Linked DNA regions of Mus musculus: region 1 is linked to region 2. The links are chromatin loops, found by intact Hi-C in ENCODE. Cell type or tissue: heart. All regions are shown on one strand. Links, peaks and the distances in the headings refer to the core of each region. The heading gives the core; the rest is flanking DNA. Region 1 overlaps Ttn (titin). Region 2 has its middle 18 kb from the start of Gm35317.

What was found. A loop is a pair of places that touch in the nucleus more often than their neighbours do. Peaks named below come from ENCODE experiments on the same cell type or tissue, not always from the same donor. Only the 100,000 strongest peaks of a DNase experiment are listed, where the experiment ranks them.
Region 1: a loop joins it to region 2, with 9 times the contacts of the local background. A loop is called at or near these places in 24 of 42 quality-filtered maps.

What each region holds. Positions count from the first base shown.
Region 1 is chr2:76,963,749-76,973,641 of GRCm38, forward strand. Ttn (titin) reads right to left here. Exons shown (of 313, transcript NM_011652.3): 7 at 5,873-6,203; 8 at 5,392-5,544; 9 at 4,648-4,785; 10 at 3,306-3,437; 11 at 2,029-2,166; 12 at 1,343-1,480; 13 at 727-864. Among named protein-coding and RNA genes, the nearest start is that of Ttn, 14 kb to the right of the region's middle. In heart, for the core only: CTCF peaks have their summits at 5,377 (motif pointing left) and 7,164; a DNase peak (open chromatin) is centred at 5,393; H3K4me3 peaks cover 364 bases; H3K27ac peaks cover 636 bases.
Region 2 is chr2:77,336,993-77,346,885 of GRCm38, forward strand. No RefSeq gene overlaps it. Among named protein-coding and RNA genes, the nearest start is that of Gm35317, 18 kb to the left of the region's middle. In heart, for the core only: CTCF peaks have their summits at 5,155 (motif pointing left) and 6,925 (motif pointing right); DNase peaks (open chromatin) are centred at 5,129 and 7,249.

The DNA.
Region 1 (9,893 bases), core at 543-8,542, 370 kb before region 2:
GGAGAATAATAGCTCATTTAGTGGGAGCTATGGTTATGGGAAGTAGTTTAAGCCATAGGATGTGTATAGCTGCGAATAGACATGGTAACCTTTTCGCAGCTTATATGGAACAGTTCTGGTGGGATCTCTCTCTCTCTCTCTAGATTCCTCAGTACTGCATCTTGTGCAGTTACAGTGGAAGCCACTAAACAGGTGCTATAATTTTCTCGCCTCTGGTATTTAGAGGATGAAAAAGATAAAGTTTCACATGAAGAAAATTATACATGATTGAAGTAAATCCTTCCTTAGATTGCAGCATAATACATTGAACACCTGACTCCTCAACACACACACACACACACACACACACACACACACACACACACACACCACTATAAGGCTCCTCACTGCTCATATGCAGTGATTTTTCTTGCTCGTTGAGTCTCTTTGATATTAGCCCACATGCAATTTCAGTCATTAATGTGTGGAGGGTTTCTACATGTTAATAAAAAAAAGTTGAAAATGATAACACCACACCGGAAAAGAAATATGTTGCAATGTTAAGACCAATGAATCATTTTACTTTTTAGTTTCAAATTGTACAATTCTCTGAAAATAAATCTGATTAATAGCGTCTCCTAGACAAAGAGATTGGCGTTTGGGATTAATGTGTTATAATGGAGGTTTTCACAGGAGATTTGGTATTAATAGATTATCGTGGGTTCCACGCTGGAATAACACAGTCACCTGTCCATGGGTAACTTGGATGTGTTCTTGTCTAGTGGCCATGGCTTCTCTAGACCTCAGAACTGTTTCTTGCTCTTTGGCTTTAGCAGTAGCAACTGCTATTGTAGACAAGGCAGTTGTTTCCACTTCCTTTCTCTTCTGATCATTATGGTAAAAGCAAAGTTTAAGTTGTATGGGCTTCTGACATACAGAGTAATGGCCCACCCAGCCCCACAAACACACACACTCCATTCCCCTGCTTGTGGGATGCAACAATAAAATCATCCAGGGTTAAATACTCGCTTAGCAGTATTTGTATAGAATGACTGGGAGTCACAGAATGTAGCAATGTTAGTTGTAAAATAGTCTCTAGATGCTCTCCTATATTGCTTTTAAAAATGAAACTAAAATGCTAATTTCATGCAAATAATAGTGTTGAACAAAATGAATTACAAATGTTATAGGGGGTGTGTGAAAACCAAGCGGTGAGGGAGACACTCATGGCACTCAATCACGTGTTTACTATATTTAGTTATGAACCTCAACAGAAAAACAGATTAATAATTCATACTATGTAATAGTTAATGGTTTACTAGACATTAGCTTAAAGATGAACTTTTCACATGTGTTAATTCACCTTTTCCTGAGTTATTTGAACTTGATCTCTTTTGGTAGTGATGGCTTCTCTACTTCTTGATACTAAATCTTGCTCTTTAATCTTGGGCGTGGCAACTATGACTTTGGGTACCACTGTTTTCCTAGTTTCCTTCATCATCTAGTTATATGATTTCAAGAGAAAGGTAAGAAAATGTCAATAAATCTCATGAGTCTCTAATTAAAAAAAAAACAAATTAACTGGGAAAAAAGAGGCAGAGTTTTTCCTATTATCCATAGATATTTCATTAAACATCATTGGATTGTCATGACTATCCATAGTATTTCCTGGCAAAAATACCAACATGGGTACAGCTATAAGGAAAAATGGGATTAGAAAAGAACAACGGAGACATACATATCCCCTCTTTCTGTCACACACTTTACATTATAACCTATGCAGCGTTCTAATAGACACTTAAAACTACATAATTTTGTCTTGAATTCTGGAGTCTGCCTTCACAGGAAGACATTAAGTTGAATTATGATCTATTAGTAGCAATCCAAAGAAAAGCTGAGAGTTAGGAATGAGAGTGAAAGCCAGATGGGTGGTAAGGGGCCGTGAGACTGTGGAGAGAAGAGATGCTTAAGAGCCGTGATGACGTGGATGGCTGCAGGTGACGGTGACGTGATGCACGGGTGACTTTCACACCAGCAGGAAGTCATCACCTGTTCATGAGTGAGGTGCATTTGATCCTGTTGTATGGCAGTCTCTTCTTGAACTCCCACAGCTGCCTCTAGTTTTGTGGACTTGGCGGTGGCAACCACTACCATGGATGCAGCAATTTCCTCAGTTTCCTGTCTTATCTGACATTGTGGAGTAAAATGAAGGTTTGAGTTTAAAGGTCCCATAAGGAACAGTAAGACGGCCAGGCCATATTCAGAATGCGGAAGGCTCAGTGATGAGGTAGAAAATGTCACACCCCCTGTGTCAGAGGTCTAAGTGTGGGCTTACCACCTGCCGCTGCTTTTCTGAGCAATAAACATTGCTGCCAAACTTAATAAATTATGCCAGGACTGAAAAGGTGATCTCTTTGGGCTATGGCTGTTGTTGCTGAATGGCTGAAAACTGAGGTTGGCTGAACTCATCAGTCTGCTATGTTGCAATGGTCACAAAGATTCCTATGCTCCAATCTTGCCTGGCCTGACTCCCAGGCCACACGAAGTCCCTTTTGTCCTGAGGACAAGGTAAGGGAAACCTGGGCAGATGACTATGGTTAGCCTTTTTATAAGTACAATGTTCTCAAAAGAAAGTAGCTCTTAGATCAGACAGGAGCTCTGAGGACAGCATGGGTCAAAGAATTCAAAATAAAAGCTCCTGTCCCTTCAAGCTTGGTGACAGAGGGAAGAAAAGTAGTCTTCAGTGACATCAATCTCATATATATATATATATATACACACATTCATTGCATATACATGTGTTTATATACATATATATCATACATAGGCTATGTCTTCCTATATCCTATATGTTTACTTCAGTGTTTATCACCCAGGAATTATGGGTGCTGTCTTCTCTAATGGGCAACTGCTGCTTAGTTAAAGTGCTTGGGGCTAAGGTGTGTGCATGTGTGTCAGCAGGTGAGCATAGATAGGTATGTGTCTTACAACTGCACAATGGCTAAATGTCCCAATCTGAGTGACGGAGGACTCAGGTTACATGTGCAAAACTGATGTGCTAGTGGCTAGTGGCAGAAGTGCGGTGCACCTTCTGTTTATGTCTGATCTGAAGTTCTAGGATAACCTCCAAAACTGTTCGAGCACAGTTTACGTGCACTGCTCACGTGGACACAGAACAGTGAACACAAAAGAGTTCTAACCCTGGACACTGGTCAACAGTAGGAGGAAGAGACACGAAAGAGAGTCTGGTCTGAAGCTCTGGGTATAATGTACACACAGCTGATGACTGGAAATGAGCCATTTGTAAGGATCAAAGCCAGACTTACTGTTTCTTGAGTTATTCGCTTTTGCTCTTGTTTTGTAGTAATTTCTCCCGTGATTCTAGTTTCTTGCTCTTTGGCTTTGGTTGCGGAGATCACTACCTTTGGTACAAATGCTTTTTCAGTTTCTTTTCTTATCTGCAATCAATGAATAAAAACAGGACCTTATTGTTTCCAAATCTACAATGGGGCTAACCCAGCATCAGATCCAACAAAGTAGGAAATCGAGAGAGTGAACCTCCCTTTCTGATATCGTTAATTAAATCTTCACATCTTAATTAATACGAGCACATTTGTTTGCTCTCTGAACCATGCATTAGTCTCTTTAGGGGAAATGGAATGTCGGACTCAGGACTGCTTGTTTTACAGACAGTGGCTACCTACCTTAGCAAGATTTGTGCCTTCTATAGGTGGTCATATGGTAATTTAATTAGGTGCTAATTCTATCAGCCAAAAGTAATCTTACACCTCAGAATATTACTACGGAAGTCTCAAGGAGTAATTTTGCCTGGCTCCTTACTTTAATGTGAAAATCCAAGCATAATTTACAGTCTGCCTTCCTACTCTATTTTGTCTTTTTTTTTTTTAAACATACAATAATGGTTTTGAATATCAAGGCTTGTCTAAAATGGAGACACAATTTTGGTTACTATCTTGGTCAATGTATTGCTCCAATCCTGAGCCATGGAAGGATGTTTCACTTCCATTTGATGTCTAAAGAGTAAGTCCTTCCCATCCTTGGGTATCTTATCACTGAACCTCAGGACCACAGGGCAGAAAGGGACTTGAAAATTAATTTTCTCAAATTATCCTATAATCAACTGTCTCCCCTGACCAACAGTTCTACCAACAGGCCTTCTCCCATCTGTCCACAAGTGCTTTTTAGTCCAACCTCTCACTATTCAACCTACTACATGTAGGTATGTATGTCATACATCCTATATGAAACCCATGTGCTAATGTCCAAGGGGTCAGGAAGCGGCACCAAGCTTTTAATGTAGCATATTCTGTTTTCCCTTACATTCTTGCCTGTTTCATCCACAACACCTGCATCATCTTTCCGTTCTCACTCTGCCTGTTCCCTATCCATAGCCACACATTTAACCTATAATCAGTGTAAATGATTTACACTATATATATATGTTAGATGAGATGAATCCTCATTTTATTTCCAGTAGGAATACTTAGTGACTCTAAGGGGCACTGGTGTCAAGTGCTCAGGAATAGACATACATGAGAGGAGGATGCTATTTGTGTGAAACTAGACACGTGGCCCTAGAATTAACCTGCTTCACAGTAAAAGGTCATCTTAGGTGTTGGCACATTTGCAAATCAAAGTTCACCCCACCTGCTCATGAGATATGTGAGTCTGCTCTTGCGTTGTCACCATCACTTCTCTGGTTCGTGATTTTAGTTCCTGTTCCTTGGCTTTATCGGCAGCAACTACAACCTTGGTTACTGCGGTCTTCTCCGCCTCTTTTCTCGCCTGATTTTCATTGACAAAAGAAAGGAGCCATTTCAGTCCACACCACTTGGAAGTGTACGCTGCTACATCAGGACCAAGCGGTAACAATCAACCCACAGGACAGGGAGGAGAGTGAGAGAGCTTTTAGACTAACAGAGCCTGTTTACACATGAGGTGGCCTTGCATTTATATTGCTTTGCAGCCGAGAATCAAAATGTCACATTTGTTTTGAGGAAAGTAAAAGCCGTGGTCCTTCCGGGAACTTAGAGAAATCTAATGCCAACCCTTGAAAATGTAGCTTCCACAACTAGCTATGGAAATCTGCACTCAGATTTGACCTGCCTTTTGTTTCATGTCTGCCAGGCTCCCACAGTCCCTGGATGCCTTGAAAACAGTAGTTAACTTTTGCTCGCCTCACACAGCCCAGGTATTTCTTCTGACCCGGTCTGCTCCTGTGATATTTACAGCTTAAACACATTTGATATTTCTAGCTTCCTCGGGAAGCTTTTAAAGCCTGGGCCACTGCCTTCAGCACTGTGTGGTTCAGCAGGGGATTTGTATGTCCAATTACTAAGAGCAGAGTTGAGCCGGGGCCGTTCTAGCACCCCCTGGTGGCTTTGTGCTTACCTGTTCTTGAGCAGGTTGTATATGCACAGCAGTCGTGGTTGTCCTCTGAGCAGTTTGCTCTACAGCACTGATGGCTGGTTCTCTCACTCTGGCCATATCAACAGCAGCAACGACAGTCGCAACAGCTGCACTCTTGTCTGTCTCTTGTTTCACCTGTATCAACAAGTACAATGCTTTCTAAAACAACACCCATGGTAGAAAAGTTACAAACCCTTAATGACCAGGAAGAGCAAAATATATGCATATGTAATTTACCTATCATTGCCCAGAAAGACAAGGCCAGCACCATTAAAATTCATACATTATGCCAGCCTCACAGATTAGTCTTTGACTCAAAAAAGATGCTTTGATAAAGGACAACCATATTGATTGTAGTTTTAGGCTCCTATGCATTTCCTCTCTAACCTGTGCAGTCCATGCCTGAAACTGGATCAGAGGAACCAGAAGATGAAATGGAGAAAGGAAAGGGTTCTGACGGTACCTCCTTAGTCCCAGTGGTGATGGCTCCTGCCGTGAATGACGAGCTGACCGACGCACTGGCCGCAGCAGCCGCGGCTCCACTGATGGTCACTTGCTCCTGGACCCCGTATCTCCCTTCCCACCTCTCTTCTCTTCTGATCTGGGTAGAGCTTGTCATTGTCGTCTCTCTCATCTCAGCCTCAGTCGAGGAGGCCACGTAGCCCTCTTGCTTCCAAGGGGGAGGCACCTCGGGGCCTGTGGCCATGGTGGTGGTCTGAGTCTTGCGAATGAGCAGTGGCGACTTCACGGATCTGATCGGGGAAGTGGAGATCCTCCCCGCTGGAGACACGGACCTGGAAACCCAGCGGCAGAGGTCAGAGCGTGGGGCAAGGCACCCCAGCAGGTGTGGTGCGGATTAGATGGTGGAATGGAAATTTGGCAGCACTTTAAGGTGCGGCGTTAAAATGTGAGTTTCCATAACCTATCTCGAGGGTACATCACGAACCTGAAGCCAATTTGTTTTAAATATCAATAAGCCCCACATTTACTTAATTCTAAGTAAGCTAAAGATCTGTGTGCCCCATCTCATTTTCAGGCATGGTGGGGGGGAGGAGAGACAGTAAAAGTAACTCCCTTAAAACATCGCCACAGAAAGGACAGTGTGTTCCCAGCTTCAGTTGGGCATGAGAGACTATTTTGTGGGTGTTACATGGTTTTAGTAACCGAATGCTTGTGCCATTCTCGACTAAAAATAACCCACACGTCCCCCTCCTTTTGTCCTCCCCACCCTCCCCCTTGTCCCCTTTCCCCTTATCTCTCCACAGTCGAAACCACTTCTGTATCTTGTGAATTTCCAGGTCAGGTGGAAGCTTTCTTGCTGAGCTTTGCAGAATTGTTTTGGGAACTGGCTGAGCTCTGCAGCAGGGGACTGCTGTTCTAGCCCAAAGTGCTTGTGGTTAACTCTTTTTAATTCCTCTGAGTTTATTTCTAACCTCACCGTCCCCTTATTGCACTGGGAACGTCCTTTACATAATATTAGGACTATCTGGCAAATCAGCTACTCTGAAGCCTTTTCATTACATTGATAAAGTATCTTCTTCCAAAATAGTTTTCACTGGTTGCCTTGTGTGTGTGTGTATGCAAAATGCAAATAGGAGCTATCAAAGGCTGTGGGCACTGAACGCTGACAATGGTAGCCCAAAAGCTAGATTGTTATCGTTAGCAATCATACTAAGTACAGATCAGCTATCTGAACATAATAGGTTTTTCAAGATTAATTTTCAATTAATTTGTTTTTCCCTATTTTACCTCTTGGTGGCAGTGTTGCTTTACAAATTCTTCACACGGGGCCATGTTTATCAGTGTATTCCGGCACTTGCTTAGGGTATTTAGTTTACATCAATCATAAATAAAACAATTCTCCCAATTAAGCTGAAGGTCCAGTAATATCTTCTTTAAAATACAGAATAATTTTGCAGAATATTACATCAGCCTATTTCATCAAGAAACATTTAATCATTTTCTTGTGAAAGGCCGTGTGGGGAAAAAAACCCAATTTACATTTTAGGAAAGAAATTGTAATCAAAGCTGAAGGGTGGGCTAACAAATATGGCTCTACCGTAAAAAGAAATTGTCTTGGAAATAAAACAAAGACCAGGTTAGAATGGTGTGGAGTCCACGTCAATGGAAGAAAGGCAGAGAGGCAGAGCTTCCTAGTTTGGACTTGCTTTGTTCTTGCTGTTCCTTACTAAGTGGGTTTAATTAAGAAAGAGCTTGCGACATGATTAGCATTATGTGAGTGATTAACAGCGGGCTTCAGGTAAGCCCATAACTGTGAAAATCAATGTAATTTGAGCCATTACCAGAAAGTGCTTATTTTTGCACTTACAATAAAAAAAAATAATCACTCGGTCACAGCTAGCGACAATGCGCCTCGTCCAGTGAAATATGCTTGCTTTATCTACAACAAGAATCAAAATTAAGCCGTGGAACATTTTAGGAAGGAGTCGATCCGGGAAAACCATTATTTTCTTCACAAGCTGGCATTTATATTTTGTAATTATTTTAAAGCAAAATTTGCAGACTAAGTCACCGAATCCCTACTAATAGACTCCCAGAAGGCTAAGATGTCTACTGTGCTCCTTGGCGGTCAGGAAATGTCTGTAATTCTAAATGACCCTCGCATTGAGTATGAGATACAAGAAAGCTGTTACCTCCCAGCGATTACATTTGGCCTGTGTTGTGAGTGATTTCATGGTATACAAACCAGTACACAGCCCGAAAGTAAACACATTAAAAAAAAATGATAGGTATCTTTTTAAAACTGAGCTTTGGTTAAGATTTTGTGTTAGTTCTGGCCAAATTATCTTCAATTATTTTTAAGTGACCAAAACAAAAAATTAGAAGACACTTAGCATGTTATGGTACGTTTTTGAGCATTCACATCATTCCCCACATTTTAAAATTTGTACTGCATGATTCTTTGTTCCATCAGAAATTAGTTGGTGGACTCCTAAATACATCTGGTAGTCGGCATTGTCCCTATTTTCTGTTCTTTGTTACAAGTCCCTCCTATGTCGCCCTCCAGTACTGCCTGTGTGTAGATGGCTTACAAGGTCTTGTTCAGTTAACCCTGCAGCCTGGCCAGCCTGCAGCCTGTTTCTGGTCTGGCATTGTTCACATTGTAGCTAGTTGATGTTCTCTGTGAGAAGGCAGCAACAATGACTCGTCTTCAGAAAGGAGCATGGCTTTTTTTTTTCTCCCTCACATAAATGTACTATTCAGTCAGACAATGACCTTGCTTTTTGCCATAGAGGTGTCTGAATTTTCGTTGGGGATCTGCAAGCCTATTTTTAAAAGCTCTCCCCTATAAACATTTCCTCTAACTTTTTCGTTTTTAGCAAGTGCTTAATTCATTTATTTGTGTGCACGTGTGTCTGTGTGTGTCTCCGTGAGTGTGTGTGTGTGTGTGTGTGTGTGTGTGCGCGCGCGCGCAGGTATGTAGAGGTTAGGGAGTCAGTTCTTTCTGTCCACCAGTGAGGTGCCAAGGATTGACCGCAGCTTGGTGGTGAGCGCCACTGCCCACCAAAACATCTTGCTGGCCTCCCTTTAGTTTTTTAACCTTAATCAAGATACCACTTACTCTGTAAATCGTGAGGCTGAGCCTGGCTTTGCCTTCTTCCTTACAGACACCTAATTAGGCCAGTCTTATTTGTGAAGTAAAATACCCTTCCCCTTGATTAAAAAACAAATCCCCTATACACTGAAATCTACTCCTGTGCTCTCTAGTCTATCTGTGTCCTTAATGTGCTGGTCTGCTGCTCTCCATTTTACACAGTTGGGCATCAATACGGATCCTCACATACCCAGGTGAGCAATATTCCACTAGGCTATACCTTAGACCCATCATATCATTTTGATTACAGTGACTTTACAGTGAATTTGGATTTTTTTTTTTTAGGCCAACTATCTCATTATGGCACTTTAGTTTTCATAGCAAGAGGACTTGATCTATATCATCTTAATTCATTTGAGTTGATTAAAATACATTGTGCATGGGGGGGTGTGCTCAGATTTCGTAGAGTTTTTTTAGCTCATTATATTAAAAGCCTCATTATAGACTAAATCTCAAAGTTTCAGTTGCCATGGGTAATTCCTATTTGATTGTATAATTTCTGAGCACTGATGATATAGGCTCACCTCAGAAAATACCTACATTTTAGCTAAGAGGAGAAATCCACTTCACATTTTTAGATAAAATAACATAAACATGTGGAAAATATTTAGAATGTTTTCTTACTATTTGAGAGTACGAGCATCTTGGATAATGATTTCCTATTTCCTAGGGATAGCTTCAACTGATGAGAGCTCATTGATTCCTTCCAAAACACTTCAAGTCAGTCTGGCTGGCATTCCTTTTATTTTATGGAGGACACACTAAGACCATGGGAAAGCCCCCTACCTCCTTTAGCTCTGGTTTCTTGCCAAGAATATTGTGGAATGACTTTTTTTTTCAGGGGTCGAGAATATTTAATGAAATAACA
Region 2 (9,893 bases), core at 1,097-9,096:
GGTGGCAGAACAATAGACCTATCTAGGTGTGAAGACTCCACCCTAGGTGGTCTTATTCACAGCAGCCGAACAGGTCTGAGACAGCCTGCTCAAGGCTGGGGGGAGGCTACATAGTAATATTGATACAGGTTAAATGAATCTGACTAACTCTTAGCTCTGAGAAAATGATACGGATAATTTGAAAATAATTTTATTATATAACAGCTAATGGAAAGAAAATTATAATTAGGTTGTTTTGGGCAGTTGATTTTTTTTTTTTTTTTTGACTTAAACTGTTCCTGATGTCTAAATTCTGAGATGTAGCTAGGTTTAGTAAAGGTCTGCAACATTATCTACCAAACATCCTCACTACTTCCCCTCATTCCCCTATACCCTGCCAGGGTGAACCCAGATCAGGCATGGTAGTCCAGTCACTCGGACTAGTAACTGTCACTAGAACTGTCCTTGGACGCTAAGTGGGAGGAGTCTGCCTCTCTCCTTTGGAAGTGAATTTGAACCATGTGGCCTTAGAGCAGCTGCAACCATCTTGTGATGCCAGATGCCATTCTGGTGTCTCACAGGAAACAGACTCAAAGGATTGCCTTTTAAGAGTTTATGACTTGAAAGAGACTTGTGCCTTCCCCATTCATCAGGATTTTAGCATTTTGAACCCCAAATCCCAGATATGGGTTAGTTTTTGCTATTTGCACCCACAGGCGTTTCAGTGGGTATGAATTAAAGTGCAAGTTGAGTATCTACAAACTTCCCATAGTTCATATGACCTTTCATGAAGGCCAGCCATCATTTAGGCTCTCATTCCAGGGCACTGTTGCACGTCCAACAGGTGTCTAAGTGTTCTGGAAATCTCCAAGCAGGGACTCCTTTGCCAAGGTCCACCCTTGGCTAAGTCATGATCTTGAGGAAGGAATGCTTGAGAGTGGTGAAATAAATGACTTGAAGTAAAATCAAGGGTCCAAGCCAACAGCTTATCTCAGTCAGTCTGCTTACACAGCTTTCTTGTTATTCTAAAACTTCTCTGAATAGCTCAACATTTGCATATCAAAAGCCCAGTCTTTTTATTTATACATTAATTCAGCCACTACCCCACGTTCCCTTTTGATTATCCCATGAATCAGCATCCTGTGACTCCAGAAAGAGACCAAAAACACCTGAAATTACCATTCCTACCTTGCCTGGGTCTTGATCTCAACTCCTTCTGTCCCAGGATGACCTTGAACTCAGGAATCTACCTGCCTTTGTAAGCATAGCTGGGTGGGATCTTGCCCTGCAATCACCACTCCCATAATCTCTTTATCTCCTTCCTTAACATCATCCTGACAAGATTGTGCGGCTGCCTCTGATACTTTAGATCTGTGATGATCCTTATACAATCCATAGGGCATCCTGATATTTTGGATAGTTGAGAAATTATCTATTTTTGAACTCATGTTTTCAGTGTTCTTTCCCACAGTCGTAAGGGCTGTCCTTAAGTCACAGCCTTTACCATTTTGCTGAGACATAGACACACATTCGCCTCCCAGACTCGTGTTATCTCTGATTATCACGGAGTCATTAACCTTGTCAGAGAGGAAGAACATAAAGTAATATATATCTATTTTCTTTCTTTCTTTCTTTCTTTCTTTCTTTCTTTCTTTCTTTCTTTCTTTCTTTCTTTCTTCCTTCCTTCCTTCCTTCCTCCCTCCCTCCCTCCCTCCCTCCCTCCCTCCCTCCCTCCCTCCCTCCCTCCCTCCCTCTCTCTCTCTCTCTTTCTTTCTTTCTTTCTTTCTTTCTTTCTTTCTTTCTCTCTTCCTTTCTTTCTTTCTTATCCATCCACACACAAACAAGCCTTACGCCCACAGCAACAATGGTCACTGGTGGAGGCCCACGCCCTGCTGGCCCTGCTCCAGAGGTGGGAACCACATCACACCATCCCTTACACATGGACAAGCAGAACCCAGCACCCCTTTTCCTAACTTTCATCACTGTTTCTTTTATGCTCAATCCACCCTCACATCCATCTGAGTCATCTCTTTCTTCCTGTGTTTAGCTCCAGGATGACAACTCAGTCATTTCTGGAACAATGACATACAACTCCAACCGAGATTCTCCCAATAAACAACAACATTCTCTACACCCACGAAAGAGAGCCTTAGAAGGGACGTGCTTCTCCACTTCCTTGTTTTAACAGTCACCTCCCATGACTCCACACTCCCCAAACACCAACCCAGTTTGGGACCTTTTCCTACCTAACCATGAATCCATTAAAATATTTTCCCAAAGAAATGGGCAGGTTTTTTTTTTCCAATAATGTTGTGATCATCTCCATGATTATAGAAGTCATTTCTATTTCCTGTGCCTCATTACATATTTAAATACTAAGCCAGGGATTTAAGGTTGTAAATTTTTTCTAATGCTTTGTTCCCTTTAAATAATAATAAATAGAATTTAGGAAAACTAGCAGAATACAAGCTCATTGTGTGGGCAAACACTTACAGCATAGTACATCGTGAACTGAGTACTTAGGAGTTGAAGAAGTATTGCCTGACATTCAGAATGAAAGGTAGCAAAACACATTTTTTATTTTGCTGAAGTCTTTCTGCATGTATAATTTAGCAGATACAATTCATCTCATACTTTTTTATTATTTTTTCATTAAGAAAGACTTTGGTTAAATCTCCCCAACTTATCAAAAATGCCTTTATCTAATTTATTTTCGTACTTCATCAGTGAAGGGTTAGGTTAGTAAGCATCGTGGGGGAGGGCATTTGAGTCTTGGAGAGTGGTATCATGATCAATATTATGCTTTAATTAAGTCACATTGACATTCATAATAGGTCTCAATCTGGCTAATAAGAATGAATATTTTCTTGGATAAAGAGCAATGCAAATTACAGACAGTGATCAACTGCTCGTACTTAGTTTGAGCTCTTCAGCCGGAGTGGGTCGTACTCTATGGGGAAATTATAGAACTCATTATGAAGAATGATGATGCTCTGAGAAAAAGCAGATTTACAATGGAAGGTAATTATAACAGTTGCTGCTAGGCCTAGAAATTTTAGCATCTGAGGCTTTTTGTGGGTGGGCTTGATTTCTACATTGTAAGGTGTGCTTTAAGAGCCGCCATAAGTGAGCGCCCCAAAATAAGTCACGGTGGGACATACAGCACAAAGGGATAGACTCAGCCTGCTTCTGTACATTTAAAATCATTTAATCATTGAAGACCATTTAAATAGTGGGCACAGTTCTGAGCATCAGAGAACCCGTCAGCCCACCTAGCTGAAAGGAAGGCAGCTTCCTTGCCCAACAGCACTTAGCTTGCTCTAGGTCACACAGACAAGAGTCATTTTAGTGTGTCCTGAAGCCTCTCGGCTCACATCTCCATGTGCCCACACCCTGGGTATCCACTGACTCGTTGGTAATGTCTTTTCTTAAGTCCTACTCTTTGCTTCCCCTAGCTCCCCCACCCCCACCCCAGGCACACTACTTCTTGCTTTTCAAATGAACTCTGTCTTGCCTAGGAGTTTTTCTTAGTCAACCTGTGATTAGAAGGTTTGGGGGTTTTGTTTTTGTTTTTCCCTTGTAAGATGTGGAGGAACTGTTACCTTCTCAGCCTACCCGAGAGTCTTTGGCTAATGACTGGCTCTAAGCTCTCTGCTTTCCTCACTCACAACCTCATTATCTTCTCTCTTCTTCTAGAACTTTGAAATAGTCTCTGTTTGGCTGTTATCTGTGTCCTCTTTCTCATTTTATAAATCCCTTCTTCTAGTGTATGGCCAGGTTTATCTTTCTACAGCCCTTGCATCTAGACCGGTGGTTCCCAGCCTTCCTAACTCTGGCCACCTTTCATACAGTTCCTCATGTTGTGGTCACCCCCAATCATAACATTATTTTTGTAGCTATTTCATAACTGTAATTTTGCTACTGTTATGACTTGTAATGTAAATACTGGTGTTTTCTGCTGGTCTGAGGTGACCTCTGTGAAAGTATCGTTCAATCCCAAAGAATCACAACCCACAGGACGAAAACCACCATTCTAGAAAGTACTCACAACATGTGCTGATCGAATAAGAAGGAAGAAATGACTAAAGGGGTGGAAAATGAAAAAATGAAATGAAAAAAAAATCAGGAAAAGTGCACGTTTGAAAAGAAGGGGGATCCAGTCTACAATTGTGTGACATGGAAGCCTTGGTTTCACACTGTCAGTTGCCCTGTGAGGTTTCAAGTGTGGGGTGGAGATCTATCATGGCACCAGAACTCAGAGGGAAACCAGCCAACTGTAAATCCAATTGAGGAGAATGGTGGAGAACCAAAGCACACAGAGGTAGGGGACCTTGTACTTTACACACTTTGGAGAATTCTACTTGCTTTCCATTTAATAGGTCCTTGTACCTATTAATGGGAAAATACTGAAGAATTCTTTAGGGTGGTGACGCCATATCTCAAAGTGTTCAAGTCATTTGGCTGAAACAGCCTATTGATGTTTTAGACAGGAACACGGATGTGCTTTGTCCCTTTCACTTCGATTGTGTGGGAATGTGTATGAGGAGGGGTGTGTGTGTGTGTGTGTGTGTGTGTGTGTTTTGTGTACCGAAATCAATAAAAAGGTTAGGATATGAAATCCTGCTCGCTCACACTAGTGAGCTGTTTCTCCTTTGCACACACACAGCAGACATCAATAGATGGGGACAGACCTCAGAAAGCTCACTAAATACAGCAGGGAGGATCTCACCTGTGTATATGTGAGTCACCAAAGCTGCCAAAGTAAAGGACAACGGAAACATAGACACAGTGACTCAGCAAACAGCTTCCCTGCCTCCGAATGACTCGTTCATGCAGCCAATTACTGCACACCGGTTCCTCAAAACCACTTTGTGGGTGTTGGAAATCCCGAATAGCACAAGTGATGCTATCAGAGAAGGCATTTGGATTCAAATCCAAGCACTGTAGCTGTAGAATCCATACCCAAATACACTTCTCCAAATGTAGAGACTTGTCAGCCCTATTCCCAAATGGAGAAGAACGCTGCTTTCATCCCAGTTCAGTCTGACTCAGTACTTACAAAGTATCCCTCCAGGGAAACAGATTCCTACCCCAGAGCTCGCTTCTCGAATCGTCACCCTGGTGTTGATACTGCCCTCTGCCGACCACTCTTGGGGGAGCAAGGGCCTAAGCAGGAGTGACTAGGTGCTGTTTCAGTTTCATAGTTGCTGACACACTGCCCTCTGGTGGCTCCTAGAATAATTGCCCTCGGTCCTGGCTTCTGGATTATCAAATTAAAAGTCTGCAACTGCTCTTCTCCCAGGGAAATGCTTTTCAGAACTATTGTTTTCCCAACACTCTCACATTGTTTATGTATATGTACGCTGATATAGATTACTAACATAATGCTCTTCTCCAAACTTGTTCTATTAACCAACTTTCTTTTCGTTAACTAGACTTGTTTTTAAAGGGATTTCAAATGGGAAGACCAAAGCTACAAAGCAGCTGTAAAATTAAATCAAAGGAAGACACACCAGGACGGGGAAGTTCAGACAGCTGCCCTTCAAAGCTCCCAACTTAAGACTCACTCTGTAATTGTTACAGGGAGATTAGCTGGTGTTAGAGTGTGTTAAAGACTTGGCAGTAAACTGGCTTTTGCTTGGATGGTATCTGGAGGATTGGGGAGTGCTGAGCGGAGATTAACTGCTATGTACTTCACTGCTACTTAATGCAGTGGGTATGCAGGGCTTAAGCAATCTCTTGAGGGACCTGCTGCAGGTGGCAAAGCACTTTGATTTTTTTTCTGCCTATGCAGTCTCTACATGAGAAGTGATTTTTTGGGGGGGGGGGTGGGATCTAAGCCAATTACTGCCAAAATAGGACGAGCCAAGGTGGCCAGTGAACATTCAATGTCGTGGACTCTGAAATCAGGCAGCCCTGGTTTATTTCTGGGCAAATTCATTACCAAGCTCCCAGCTTCATCTAAAATTTCCACTTCCAGTAAGCTTAGCCCCACTCATACAGTCAGACATGTAACTGAGATTGAAGGTATAAAGGCTTGAAGCGGGAGTGGATCAATTCTGCTTCCCTTTAAATGATTAATAAAGTCAATTCCGAAATTCCAGCTTCCAGCGACTGTCTCGGGTTGGGTACTCTTGAAGCCAGGGTGGGCCAATGAAATACAAGAACTCCTAGATACTGGTGTGGGAAATAATCTCAGGGCAGTGGCCTTTCCCACAGACATGCGAAATGCGTGTGAGGGTTGTCAGCTGTAGTCACCTTACATGGGAGAGATGGAAGGGAGAGTGACTAAGGACAGAGTTGAGAGAAGGAACCCTGGTTCCCAACACTGTTCTTTGATAAGGCAAGCCTCCCTCAAGCCATCCCCCTATCGAACAAAGAGCGTTCCTCTTTCTTATGCTGGTGGTGCAAATCTGGTTTGCAGAACTTGGAATCCATCACATGCCAGCGGACACAACATAGCATAAAACAGGCATGAGCTGTGAGTTTTTTTTCCTTTAAAAAAAAAAAAAGAACAAAATCTAACTGGAGAACCACATAGTGGTTCATAGAAGTATTAAATATCAGTTGGGCGTGCTGGTTCAGACAGTAGTACTGTAGCCCCAGTGTATGGGAGGTTGAAACAGGGAACCAAGTCTGGGGGGTCAGCCTGGGCTACATGGTGAAACCTGTTTATAAGAGAACACATAAATAAGTAATTAAATTTTAGCGCATTTCAATGCGTGTAAGGAAGAGCAAAAGCCGTACTTTGATACTCAGTGAGAGCCTGCTCTGAGCCAGGCATCATCCTCTCTTTTATGTACAGCATCTTACAAATGTTCTAACATGGCAAGTAGGTGTTGTGTCTAAGGTAAGTTAGAGCTACGGGATGTGTTTTCTTTTACTTTTGTGTAAGTGAGTTGTTTTGCCTGCATGTTTTACGGCTGTGCATCGTGTGCATGCAATGCCCTCAGAGGCCAGAAGAGGGAGGCAGATACAATCAGAACTGGAGTCATAGACCGTTGTGTGCTGCCATGTGGTTGCTGGGAATTGAACCTGCATCCTCTGGATGCTGAGTCCATCTCTCCAGCTCCAGAGCTAAGGAAATGTAAGGCTCAGCTCAGGTAGTTGGTACCTGCGGGGCAGTGGGTGTGGGGGAATAAAGGGAGTGGGAGAAAACCTGCGACCCACCAGAGTTCCAGTGCTCTGGGCGGGTGGACGTGGGAGGACCGCCACATGCTTTCCACACAGCCCCGGGTGGGTGTCTGGCTGTGGGGACACCGCTGGACACTGCCAAAGAACTGAGACCAGAATGGGGACCCCGGGGGTGGCTTGGTCATTCCCAGGGCTGAAGGGAGGAGAGGGCAGGGGGAGAGGGGGCACTAGATGGTTCTCACATGGGTGAGAGTCCTTGGTCCGGTCCATGGCTGGAGCGCAGGAAGGCCTTCCAGCCGGTGGTTAGACGAGGCTCTTTAGGAGAAAGCCTATTTCATCGTTCAAGCATGGCAGGCCTTGATGAGCAGAGACAGTCTATGGTTTTAGAGCTTTACTGTAGAAAGGCAGGGAGAAAGAGAAAAGGTAAAAGAGAGAGGCCAGCCATGGAGAGATGGGGGAAGGGAGAGAGAGAAAGAGGGAGGGCTAGAGATGAAAGTAAGAAAGGTGAAAGCTTAAAAAGAGTGAGGAGGGGGCCAAGCAGCTCCTTTTATAGTGGGCTGGGCTACCTTGCTGTTGCCAGGTAACTGTGGGGAGGAGCATACCTGGCTATGGTCAGGTAACTGAGGGAGTGGAGCCAGAACACAAGGAGATTGGGGCTTTATCAGCATGACTGATAGTTACAGAATTATGGCTCTGTGGTATCAGGCACCCGTCTCTGGGAATGTGGCTCACTGTTCCGTCCTTTGTAGAGTTTTCTACTGAGTCTCTACTGGGTCTCCGGAGCAAGCCTCATTCAGCCGAAACAGGCTGCCTTTCACAGCCCCACAGGTGCCTGCTCAGTTTTACAATGAGTGCTGGTAAGTGTGACTCTAGGTTTTGCACAGTAGCTGAGAATTAGAAAGTTACTGTAGAAACTGTCGAACAGCATCTTGTCTTCCTCCCTCCCTCCCTCCCTCCCTCCCTCCCTCCCTCCCTCCCTCCCTCCCTCCCTCCCTCCCTCCCTCCCTCCTTCCTTCCTTCCTTCCTTCCTTCCTTCCTTCCTTCCTTTCCCCTCTCACTCTCATTCTTTCTTTCCCCTAAACTCCCTGGTAAGTTCTTGCTATGTACCCTGAGGTAGCCATGAGCTAGCACTTAACAAAAGATTGCCAAAAGATTGCCAGGATTGCAGGCATTGGCTAGTGTGTCGAGCTGTGGAAAGTATTTGCATTCTAATAGACTAGGCTGATGTTCTTACTATAGTGGAATAATCTTAGATAAATTATATAATTTCCCTGATACCCTCTTTTCTTATTTGAAATATGGGATAATTATATCTTTTCCCCACTATGTTTCGCACCAGAATATATAAAATGATACTTTTATAATCAGACTGTATTCTTTGAACTGCCACTAGCATGGTCAAAGGAGGCCCAAGCTGAGTTTGTGGACACTTTCCTAATGCCATAGTAACACTTTATTTCATAGGAAGCCTCTTTGTGCTTGGGTATGACCAATCCCTCCCTTTCCGGCCATATTTATATTTAATTCTTGTTGATTCTGCAGAAGCTGCCGCCACCATACATTTTAAAGTGTTTGTCTTATCAGGGTGCTCCAGCACATACTGTTGTTACGCATCACTCTTTTACTTTAAAAAGTTGATCTCATTCAATGACCTTTGAGAGACATCAAATGTAAAGTTCAAATCCATCCAGACTTCAGTTTGAGCAGCAAATATTTAAAGATCAATAGCCAAAGCAAGGCTTCCAGAAGCTCAGAACATCTCTCCTTTTGTCTCTGTGCTTTTGTATTAAGACATCAGAACAGTATTAGGAGCCATCTTCGTGGACGCCACCTAAGGGGCTTCTGTGCCTCCCCTCTCACACATGAAACCAGATCCTCCCCAAACTCCACGAATGGACTCCATGCTGTGCCTTTCTCTCACCCCCCCCCCCCCCCATCTCCCCAGGTGTGGAGTTCTTGGCTGCTTTCCCGAGCCTTCTGAATTTGCTCCCTGTTGCAAACAGCCTTTCTGCTCCCTTCAGTGAGTCAACATCTCAGATGTCAACTATTATGGAGGGAAAGTTAGCACAGAGCCCAGGGCTGTTTGCAAGCAAGGAAGAGATTAAACTCTGCCCGCAGGGGAGGTCAAGACACCACAGCATAACAAGGATTGAAAATAACAACAACAACAACAAAAAGGCAGCAGATGATGGAAACTCTGGAGGATAAGAGGAGGTAAAGGAAATGGTAGATACCTTTTAGGTACACACTTGGCAGGTTCTGAGAAGCCATGTACAAATTCCACTAACAAAGTGGCCTCAATCCCATGGTCACCTGAAGGTGGTTGGCAGAGACTGCGTTCCTTTGTTCTGGTGTTTAGCCCATCTTTGTTCTGGGGAGCCTATAAATAAAGAGGGTGAATGTAAACTTGAAAATGTCAAGGAGCTGGAGCCTAGCAAACACAGAAGTGGATGCTCATAGTCAGCTATTGGATGGATCACAGGGCCCCCAATGGAGGAGCTAGAGAAAGTACCCAAGGAGCTAAAGGGATCTGCAACCCTATAGGTGGAACAACATTATGAACTAACCAGTACCCGGGAGCTCTTGACTCTAGCTGCATATGTATCAAAAGATAGCCTAGTCGGCCATCAGTGGAAAGAGAGGCCCATTGGACTTGCAAACTTTATATGCCCCAGTACAGGGGAACGCCAGGGCCAAAAAGGGGGAGTGGGTGGGTAGGGGCGTGTGGGGGAGGGTATGGGGGACTTTTGGGATAGCATTGGAAATGTAAATGAGGAAAA